2 separate regions of the Homo sapiens genome follow, and region 2 is linked to region 1. A link is an interaction called in ENCODE POLR2A ChIA-PET data of the cell type or tissue named here. Cell type or tissue: endothelial cell of umbilical vein. All regions are shown on one strand.

Region 1 (5,000 bases):
CCAAAGTGTACTAAGACTTTAAGCTTTAAAGAATAAAGAATTTTATCCTAAAATATATATATACATTTATATTTATAAGAGTGTATATATGCATGCATTTCTGTTCCATGAAACAGAAAGCCTGAAACAGTGAATAACCCAGTAGCAATGATACTTCCAAAGCAGTGTCCAGTATGTGGTGTCTAAAAGGAAGTAAGATTCCATGATTATTACTTAAAAAAAAAAAAAAAAAAAAAAAAACAACCAACAGTCCCTGGAAAAATGGCTGATTGGAGGTCCCAGGCTGGAAATATATATGTCAAGTCTGGAAATTTTTGTAATATCAAATAGAAAAGAAGTTATAATAGGATACTAAGAGTCTATCAAAAGGAATGAGAAAACCAACTGAATAGGCTCCCACTGGCCAAAGATGAGAATTTAATCATTAATAGGGATAAAACTGCACTGTACCAAAATATACCAAATATATTGAAATATACAAATTGAATAAGACACTTAAAATGTTTCACTGGTCATCTTTGGAAAAATGTTACAGAATCAACATTATTTTGAAAAAGGTAAACAAAGGGAAATAATTAAGCATTTATGCTATCTTTCCTATACAATCTGTATGTAAGAATAACCAAATAATTGACAAAGGGAAGTTTCCCTTTATAGAAGAATTCTGGCTAATAAACACAGGAGCATTAGGATATCACCATTTTGTAAACCTTAATGAATTAAAAGATCTAGGGTTAGGCAATGATCACCAGTAGTAACAAAACAGATAATCTGATAATATATATATATATATATATATATATATATATCCAGCACCTATAGTGTTCTTGAGAAAAATACATACACACATTATATATAGTCAGAATAGAAACAAGCTTCTAGATTTAACTACAAATTTACTGTAAATAAAGAGAACAGAAACTATGCTAAGATGCACCACAGGAGTACAATCAGCAAAATCCAGACTCTGGGAGACAAAAACAAAAAACCTGAATAAGCCAGTTTCTTCCATCAAAAAATAACAACAACAATAATAAAATTGTAAAAAGACAAACCAAAAATTCAAGAAAAAAAAGAGATGCAGCAGAAACCTATAAATTAGCTCTAACAAACAGAATTTTCTGTAATAAGAGAAATAATCTGTACTGTCCAGTATGGTAGCCCCTAACCTCATATCGCTACTGAGTACTCGATATATGGGTAGGGCAACTAAGGACCAGATTAATTCATTTCAGTTTTAATCAATGTAAATAGCTACATATGGCTAGTGCCTTCTGTACCAAATGGTGTCATTACAAACCAATGAAAAATTAAGAGACCTACTAATCAATCACAATATATTGTATGATGAATCTTATTTGGGTCCCTATTCAAGCTAATAAATCTTAAAATACACATAAAACAATTAGGGGCCATGTAAAAAATCTGGGGGCATGAGGGTAGTCCTGCCCTTGTTCACCACTGCTGCCAGTAGCTGCGCCTGTCATCAGGATGACTGAGGACTGATCTGCCCTGCCTACCATTGGTGCATTATGTGCATAATCAGGGGCCTGAGAAGAGGTCTGCCCTGCTAACCATGGCCAACACCTGCGCACATCATCTGGGAGCCTAGGAACTGGGAAATACCCACCCAACTGATGCTGGCACCCGCATGCGTTATCCAGAGGCCTGCAGATAGGTCTGCTCTGCCCACTGCTGACATACATATATGATGTCTAGGAACTGAAGACAAGCCCACTCCACCCATCACCACCACTGCTTGAGTCTGAGCGTGCCAACTAGTGACCTGGGAATCAACCCACCCTGATCACTACTGCTGGCATCCACACATGCCATCCAGTGGCTTGGGGACATGTCCACCTTGCCCACCTTGCCCACTGCCACCACCACTGGTGCCCAAGGACTAGCTGGTCTAGTGTTTTCATCCCTAGCAAAGCCTCAAACAGCCTTCACTAAAAAACACAGTCTAAGCCAATGAGAAACTCATAGATACCACTGACACTAATTAAAGCTACATAAATAATTCAGAAACTACACTACTGCCCTACCCAGAATCAAAACCAAAGCAACCTACCCAATCAACACTACAGTTATGCCTACAGGAAAAAGTCTTTCTCTAAGAAAGTCAATCCATAAAATTGGAAGAAGTGACTGTTAAATCAGAGGTGCAGATATCAGCATAAGGATGCAAGAAACATGAAAAAGCAAGAAAATATGATATCTCCAAAGAAACACAAGTTCTCCAGTAAAAAGAAAAAAAATCCCAAAAAAGAGAAATTTATGAAATGCCTGAAAAACAATTCAAAATAATATTAAAGAAACTCAATGAGAACACAGATAAACAATATAAAGAAATCAGGAAAATAATTCATGATCGGAATGAGAAAGTCAACAAAAAGATACCATTTTTAAAAATCAAAAAAATCCTAGAACTGAAGTAGTCAATGAATGAAATAAAAGATACAATCGAGAGCTTCAACAACAGACTAGATCAAGCAGAAGAAAGAATTTCTGAACTTGAAGACAAGTCTTTTTAAATAACCCAGTCAGTACAAAAAAAAATAAAGAAAGAAAGAATTGAACTCAGCTCTGCACCAAGCAGACCTAATAGACATCTACAGAACTCTCCACCCCAAATCAACAGAATATACATTTTTTTCAGCACCACACCACACCTATTCCAAAATTGACCACATAGTTGGAAGTAAAGCTCTCCTCAGCAAATGTAAAAGAACAGAAATTATAACAAACTATCTCTCAGACCACAGTGCAATCAAACTAGAACTCAGGATTAAGAATCTCACTCAAAGCCGCTCAACTACATGGAAACTGAACAACCTGCTCCTGAATGACTACTGGGTACATAACGAAATGAAGGCAGAAATAAAGATGTTCTTTGAAACCAACGAGAACAAAGACACCACATACCAGAATCTCTGGGACGCATTCAAAGCAGCGTGTAGAGGGAAATTTATAGCACTAAATGCCTACAAGAGAAAGCAGGAAAGATCCAAAATTGACACCCTAACATCACAATTAAAAGAACTAGAAAAGCAAGAGCAAACACATTCAAAAGCTAGCAGAAGGCAAGAAATAACTAAAATCAGAGCAGAACTGAAGGAAATAGAGACACAAAAAACCCTTCAAAAAATCAATGAATCCAGGAGCTGGTTTTTTGAAAGGATCAACAAAATTGATAGACCGCTAGCAAGACTAATAAAGAAAAAAAGAGAGAAGAATCAAATACGAGGAGGAACTAGTACCATTCCTTCTGAAACTATTCCAATCGATAGAAAAAGAGGGAATCCTCCCTAACTCATTTTATGAGGCCAGCATCATTCTGATACCAAAGCCGGGCAGAGACACAACCAAAAAAGAGAATTTTAGACCAATATCCTTGATGAACATTGATGCAAAAATCCTCAATAAAATACTGGCAAAACAAATCCAGCAGCACATCAAAAAGCTTATCCACCATGATCAAGTGGGCTTCATCCCTGGGATGCAAGGCTGGTTCAATATACACAAATCAATAAATGTAATCCAGCATATAAACAGAGCCAAAGACAAAAACCACGTGATTATCTCAATAGATGCAGAAAAAGCCTTTGACAAAATTCAACAACCCTTCATGCTAAAAACTCTCAATAAATTAGGTATTGATGGGACGTATTTCAAAATAATAAGAGCTATCTATGACAAACCCACAGCCAATATCATTCTGAATGGGCAAAAACTGGAAGCATTCCCTTTGAAAACTGGCACAAGACAGGGATGCCCTCTCTCACCGCTCCTATTCAACATAGTGTTGGAAGTTCTGGCCAGGGCAATCAGGCAGGAGAAGGAAATAAAGGGTATTCAATTAGGAAAAGAGGAAGTCAAATTGTCCCTGTTTGCAGACGACATGATTGTTTATCTAGAAAACCCCATCGTCTCAGCCCAAAATCTCCTTAAGCTGATAAGCAACTTCAGCAAAGTCTCAGGATACAAAATCAATGTACAAAAATCACAAGCATTCTTATACACCAACAACAGACAAACAGAGAGCCAAATCATGAGTGAACTCCCATTCACAACTGCTTCAAAGAGAATAAAATACCTAGGAATCCAACTTACAAGGGATGTGAAGGACCTCTTCAAGGAGAACTACAAACCACTGCTCAAGGAAATAAAAGAGGACACAAACAAATGGAAGAACATTCCATGCTCATGGGTAGGAAGAATCAATATCGTGAAAATGGCCATACTGCCCAAGGTAATTTACAGATTCAATGCCATCCCCATCAAGCTACCAATGACTTTCTTCACAGAATTGGAAAAAACTACTTTAAAGTTCATATGGAACCAAAAAAGAGCCCGCATCGCCAAGTCAATCCTAAGCCAAAAGAACAAAGCTGGAGGCATCACACTACCTGACTTCAAACTATACTACAAGGCTACAGTAACCAAAACAGCATGGTACTGGTACCAAAACAGAGATATAGATCAATGGAACAGAACAGAGCCCTCAGAAATAATGCCACATATCTACAACTATCTGATCTTTGACAAACCTGAGAAAAACAAGCAATGGGGAAAGGATTCCCTATTTAATAAATGGTGCTGGGAAAACTGGCTAGCCATATGTAGAAAGCTGAAACTGGATCCCTTCCTTACACCTTATACAAAAATCAATTCAAGATGGATTAAAGATTTAAACGTTAGACCTAAAACCATAAAAACCCTAGAAGAAAACCTAGGCATTACCATTCAGGACATAGGCGTGGGCAAGGACTTCATGTCCAAAACACCAAAAGCAATGGCAACAAAAGCCAAAATTGACAAATGGGATCTAATTAAACTCAAGAGCTTCTGCACAGCAAAAGAAACTACCATCAGAGTGAACAGGCAACCTACAACATGGGAGAAAATTTTCGCAACCTACTCATCTGACAAAGGGCTAATATCCAGAATCTACAATGAACTCAAACAAATTTACAAGAAAAAAACAAACAACCCCA
Region 2 (5,000 bases), 140 kb after region 1:
CATACATAAACACATTTCATGCTGCATTTTCTCATCCTTAAAAAAATGTGCATTGCCAGACATGCTGAATCTCAAATTGCTTATAGATATACAATTTTTTCAGTTGGATGAACACCTTTATGCTTAAAAACCCTAGAAGACCCTGGGGGGAGCAATTTCAACATCCATGCAGAGACAATCACAGATGATTTTGCCCCTCACTAACTATCTCTCTGATGTTGTCAATGGGAGGAAGGATGGAGTTCAGCAGTGCCATTTATATTATGCTAGACAAACACTGGATTTATATTTCTATTGTGTGGCATCATTGTCTAACACCTAACATGGTTTTCCTGTGGGAAAGTCGAGATGGGGTGGTGAAGGCTGGGGTGGCAAGCAGAGGGAAATCAGTGGATTCAATGCATTTGAGTGCCTCTTCCGGACAAGGTTCTCCTCGCTTTCTGGATTTAAGAGTTGCTCTTTGCTCTCTAGTGAGAAAAAAGTTGGGGGTGGGGATCCCTATCTTAGCTGTTGCAATCCCTGGGCTGCTTCAGTGTTAATAACATTCCAAAAATGCAACAGATTTTGTTTTTGCTGCTATCGCGTATGCCAGGCATCTGGGGTGAGAGAAGGAAAATGGAAACCTGAAAGCGTGTGAAACTGTGGAATGATCGCGGTAGCTTTTGGTAGCAGGGACTGGGTCTAATTTTCCTGTGTCGATGACAAAGGTTCAGGAATCAAAGGGGAAAAAAATTAAAAAGGAATAAAAATCTCTGCTTACTACACATCAGTGTTCTAAAAAGACATATATCTGGACATAGAGGAAATGGCAAGGCGGATTTGCAATCATTAAGCCTTTTTTACAATGTCCATATTTGTGGTGTGGCCATAAAACAAAGAGAATTTCTTTAACACCAAACAACTTACTTAAACATTCAAAGGAATTGAATCCCTTCAAAGTGGCTACCCAGCCAGTCTGTGCACAATTCTAAGGAGAATGTGGTCGCTCAGAACATTTTGGAAACATCTTTTGGAGTGAACTTCAGAGTCATTTAACGAACCACACAAAATTGTAGGATAGTGACTATAGCAACAGTTTTTTTTCCCTCTAAAACTAGAACGGCCAGCCATTTATTATCCACTTCTATTCTCTTAATTTGACTTTAAAAGACAAGAGATTCTAAAAAAAAAAAAAAAATCATCCTAAAAGATCTCTAAGGAAAAGACATATCATTAGTGATAGTTCCAATCTTGGTAACTACTAGCTTCTTGAGATGTGCAGACATTTTGCATTCATTTTTTCTTATCTTTTTTCTCCTTTTACCATTGAGGAAACTGAGGCTTAGAAAGATGTTAAACAATTAGGTCAAAGCGGCAACAGCTAAAATGTGGCAGAATGTGATTTGCATCCAGATCACCTGCTTCCAAAGCTTATACTCCTTTCCGCTGCACTGAATGAGTACCTCCCAATTTTTGGAGCCAAGGTATTAGCCCCAGAAGCATGCGTATTTTAGCCCTAGAAGCATGGCCCCCAAAAGTGGCCATTTCAAAGTCATGATGCTCCTTTGCTTGCAAAAATTCTTATTTAATTTGTTTAAAATCTATTGTTTCATTGGTCTCATCTCATATTTCACATAGAAAATGTTTACAACTGAAATAATGGAAAGTTATCCATGAGTGAACATGGCAAATGTTAATATTACCATTTGGAACAATGAGTCTCAGGAACTGGAGATGGGAGGGGTGCTTGTGCTGACCCACAAGAATCTCAAGGGCAGTGGCTTGGGGCCTGATTTGAAAACAAAGCAGTGCTTTCTTCTTGTGCTTTTGTGTCCCCTGATATTTAATTTATTTTGAATTTCAGAAAATGAAAGAAGGGCATGAAACGTTTTAAAATTTATTAAAGGGCACAGGTTTTCAAAAGCTTGTAAAATATTATATAAGAAGACATCCATTTCAGTGTTATACATATCTTAGCCTTGGTACAAGAAAACACTGACTGGTAAAAGCTAGAAGTACAGAGGTCAAAGAAAACATATTTTTCAATACCCATTGTTTAATAATTCAATGCAAACCTTCCTATTACGCCTCTAAAAAAAATTTCCATTGTTCTGAGAGGAGAACTGGGGAGACGTTGCAGCCGCCTCTGGGCACTGAAGACACAGCTTGTGCAGTTCTAGGAGCCGAAGACGTTCAAACCTGCTCTCTTGTCCTGACTGCAACCCTGGTGGTGAGAGACAAATACTCTTGCACATCTGCTCGATAGACAGTTGTGGATGGTGGGGGATTCCTTCTGAACAGATTTGTAGCTGCTGTGTAAACAGCTGGGTTTAAGAAATAGCTCCATTTGCACTAGCCTATTGTTTGATTAAAGAATTTGAGTGTGTGGCCTTGCACCTCAAGAAGGCCAAAGGGATTGATTATTGGCTGGGTGAAATGCTACCTTTAAAAAGCACTGTAATCTCTTCTCGGCCTTTTGGCTAAGATCAAGTGTAAAGGGCACTGTATGTTCAGGGACTTCAATCTCACCCTCATTCTGCTTGAGTATTTCTGTCCCACTTGTCCTTCAGATTCTTCTTATTTTTATTATTTGTGGCTAGATGGGGTAAGATTCATAGGCTCCAGGGACCATATCTGTTTTATTTGCCAGTGTATACTCGGCATATAGCATAGTATTTGGCACATGGTAGGTACTCAGTGGATGAGTAAAGCAAATAATCTTGCTGTATCCTGCTTAGGGCTCTGTGCTGGTCATTGTCCAGAGTTTATTCAAGTTCATTGGGTTGAATTCCAAACGAAGCAGGAGAGTCCATTTTTAATGATACGTGGACAGGTTGCCACTGCCAGGCCCTTCTTATTACCATTTGGAAAGCAAACCACTGCTACCCCTTTCTGCTGCTGTCAACGGTATCCTCCCTAGCTTGTTAGAAAGAAATTGGCACTTTGATACACAAGGCTCCATCAATCCCTGCACTGGAAATGCAAAATCTGGATTCTCTCTAAGGCTAAATGTCTGGGGCTTGGACTCCTTGGGGTGGAGCCCTGGACAGTGGCCAGTGTCATCAGTATAGGCTGCAGAGACAGTTCTCCAGTGGGGGTCTTCAGTCCAAGCCAATAGGATGGCCACTTGATGGGTCTGAAAGGAAACCAGCTGCAAAATGGAAATTGACATGTTATAAACAGAGAAGGAGGAGACAAGGAAAGCCAAAGCTGAAGAGAGGCTTAAGCAGGAGAGAGGAGAAGGGAGGCTTGGAGAGAGCCAGGAGTCAGCACAAGACAAGGTCATGGAAGGACAAGGAACCCTTCCGGGCAAATCCCATCCATGCCGCCATTTTAACACAGAACAGGTGCTCCAGTCATATTTTCTGGGCTATAAAATGTCCAATACTACAAAGAGGGTATTTAAAGGAGAAGAATTAAACAAGAACTGATGCCACTGGGAACAGAGCGAGGGCATAGGACAATGGTTCTCATTAGAACCTTAAAATCACCTGGGAACTTTTGGGAACCCATGGATGCCACAGCCTGCCCCTGGAGATCCCGATTTAATTGGTCTGGAGTGGGGCTCAAACATCAGTGGGTTTACAAGCTCCCCAGGCAATTCTAATATGCAGCCAGGGGTGAGAACCACTGGCCTAGGAGATCAAGCAAAGGTGAACATCGAGCAGGGAGAAGATGCTTATCTACTAAGCTCCTTGTCCCACAACTGAGGACACTCACCTGCTGGCCTGGCTCACCCCAAGCACTGGGACCTAGTCCCAGCGTATTCCTAGTTCAGAGACATTTAAGAAAGCTGATTTTAGTGGCTCAGGTGACTGGTCCAATTGGAACAGATGCCTCAATTTTCTCCTTTTGCTAACCAGACTATGTCCTAAATCATTTGGAGCCTAAAAGACTTACATCATAAGCAGGATGATAGAATTGAATACAACACAGTAGTTTAACTTTAGACTAGTTAAACTAGTCTAACCCTAGTTAGACTAGGGTTGTCAGCAGCAAATAAGAATACAGAATGCCCAGTGAAATTTTAATTTCAAATAAACCGTGATAATTTTTAGTATGTCTTATGAAATATTTAGGACATAGTTATACTTACAAGTATTCATTTATCTGAAATTCAAATTTAACAGAGCATCTTGTATTTTAACTGGCAATCCGACTTTAGACTCAAATGCTGTGTTTTAATTTAAGAGCATGGCTAGCTTTTTAGAAAAAATGGAAAGGATTGGGTTACCATATATGAGTTGGATGGCTGTAGATATTGATTATCCAGAGACATCCACATTCACACCTGTTTTGCCAACATAACTAATAGTGCCCCCCTTCACTCTCAAAAGTGTCTAGTAGTTTGAATGATAAATTATATGGTCATCCTGTTACAGTAGGTAGCTAGTCAGACACAAACAGGACAGAAGAGGGTCCCCACACCCCACCGGGAAAGTCAGGCGACCATCGGGTGATGGTCAGGCCATTGTTAACTGTCTCTCTAAAATAATAATTGGTTGCAGCCAGCTCCAGGGAAAGGCAGTCTCCCTATAGATAGAAGAAACCTGAAACTGGTGATCATCAGCTTCCTGATAAGATCCCAGGAGTTGGGCGTGCGGACTCACACATGAGCACCAAGAGGCAAAATGGCGGAGTTTAACTGGTATTTGATCTTCTGGGGGCATGTCACCAGTAAAGGGAAGAATGTTTCAAGTGAGCATAAGTACAACTCCAGTAAACACACTGCGCATGCTCACCTCCCAAGTGCTAGCAGGTCACTACACATATGGACAAACCACCCTCAACGAAAGAATCAGGGGAGAAGACCCCAGAAGTATGCCAACATATAAAACCCTAAGTCAAACCACACTTGTCCTTCAAGTCGCCCACTTGGACCTCTTCTAAGTGTCCTTTCCTTCCAATCCTGCTCTAAAGCTTTTTAATAAACTTTCACTCCTGCTCTAAAACTTGCCTGGGTCTCTCCCTCTGCCTTATGCCCCGATTGAGGTTGCTGCCGACCCGTACGAATTCTCCAC

What was found. ChIA-PET counts read pairs that join two places held together with the same protein. Peaks named below come from ENCODE experiments on the same cell type or tissue, not always from the same donor. Only the 100,000 strongest peaks of a DNase experiment are listed, where the experiment ranks them.
Region 2: POLR2A ChIA-PET joins it to region 1 with 6 read pairs; 2 of 35 experiments call an interaction of 5 or more read pairs at or near these places.

What each region holds. Positions count from the first base shown.
Region 1 is chr1:180,700,055-180,705,054 of GRCh38, reverse strand. The region is part of intron 2 of XPR1 (xenotropic and polytropic retrovirus receptor 1); the gene reads right to left. Among named protein-coding and RNA genes, the nearest start is that of XPR1, 71 kb to the right of the region's middle. In endothelial cell of umbilical vein, no CTCF peak of the experiment used is centred here; no DNase peak of the experiment used is centred here.
Region 2 is chr1:180,563,381-180,568,380 of GRCh38, reverse strand. It overlaps OVAAL (ovarian adenocarcinoma amplified long non-coding RNA), which reads right to left. Exons shown (of 3, transcript NR_125716.2): 3 at 1,863-3,130. It also overlaps the pseudogene LOC124904658. Among named protein-coding and RNA genes, the nearest start is that of OVAAL, 6.9 kb to the right of the region's middle. In endothelial cell of umbilical vein, no CTCF peak of the experiment used is centred here; DNase peaks (open chromatin) are centred at 1,750 and 2,090; H3K27ac peaks cover 246 bases.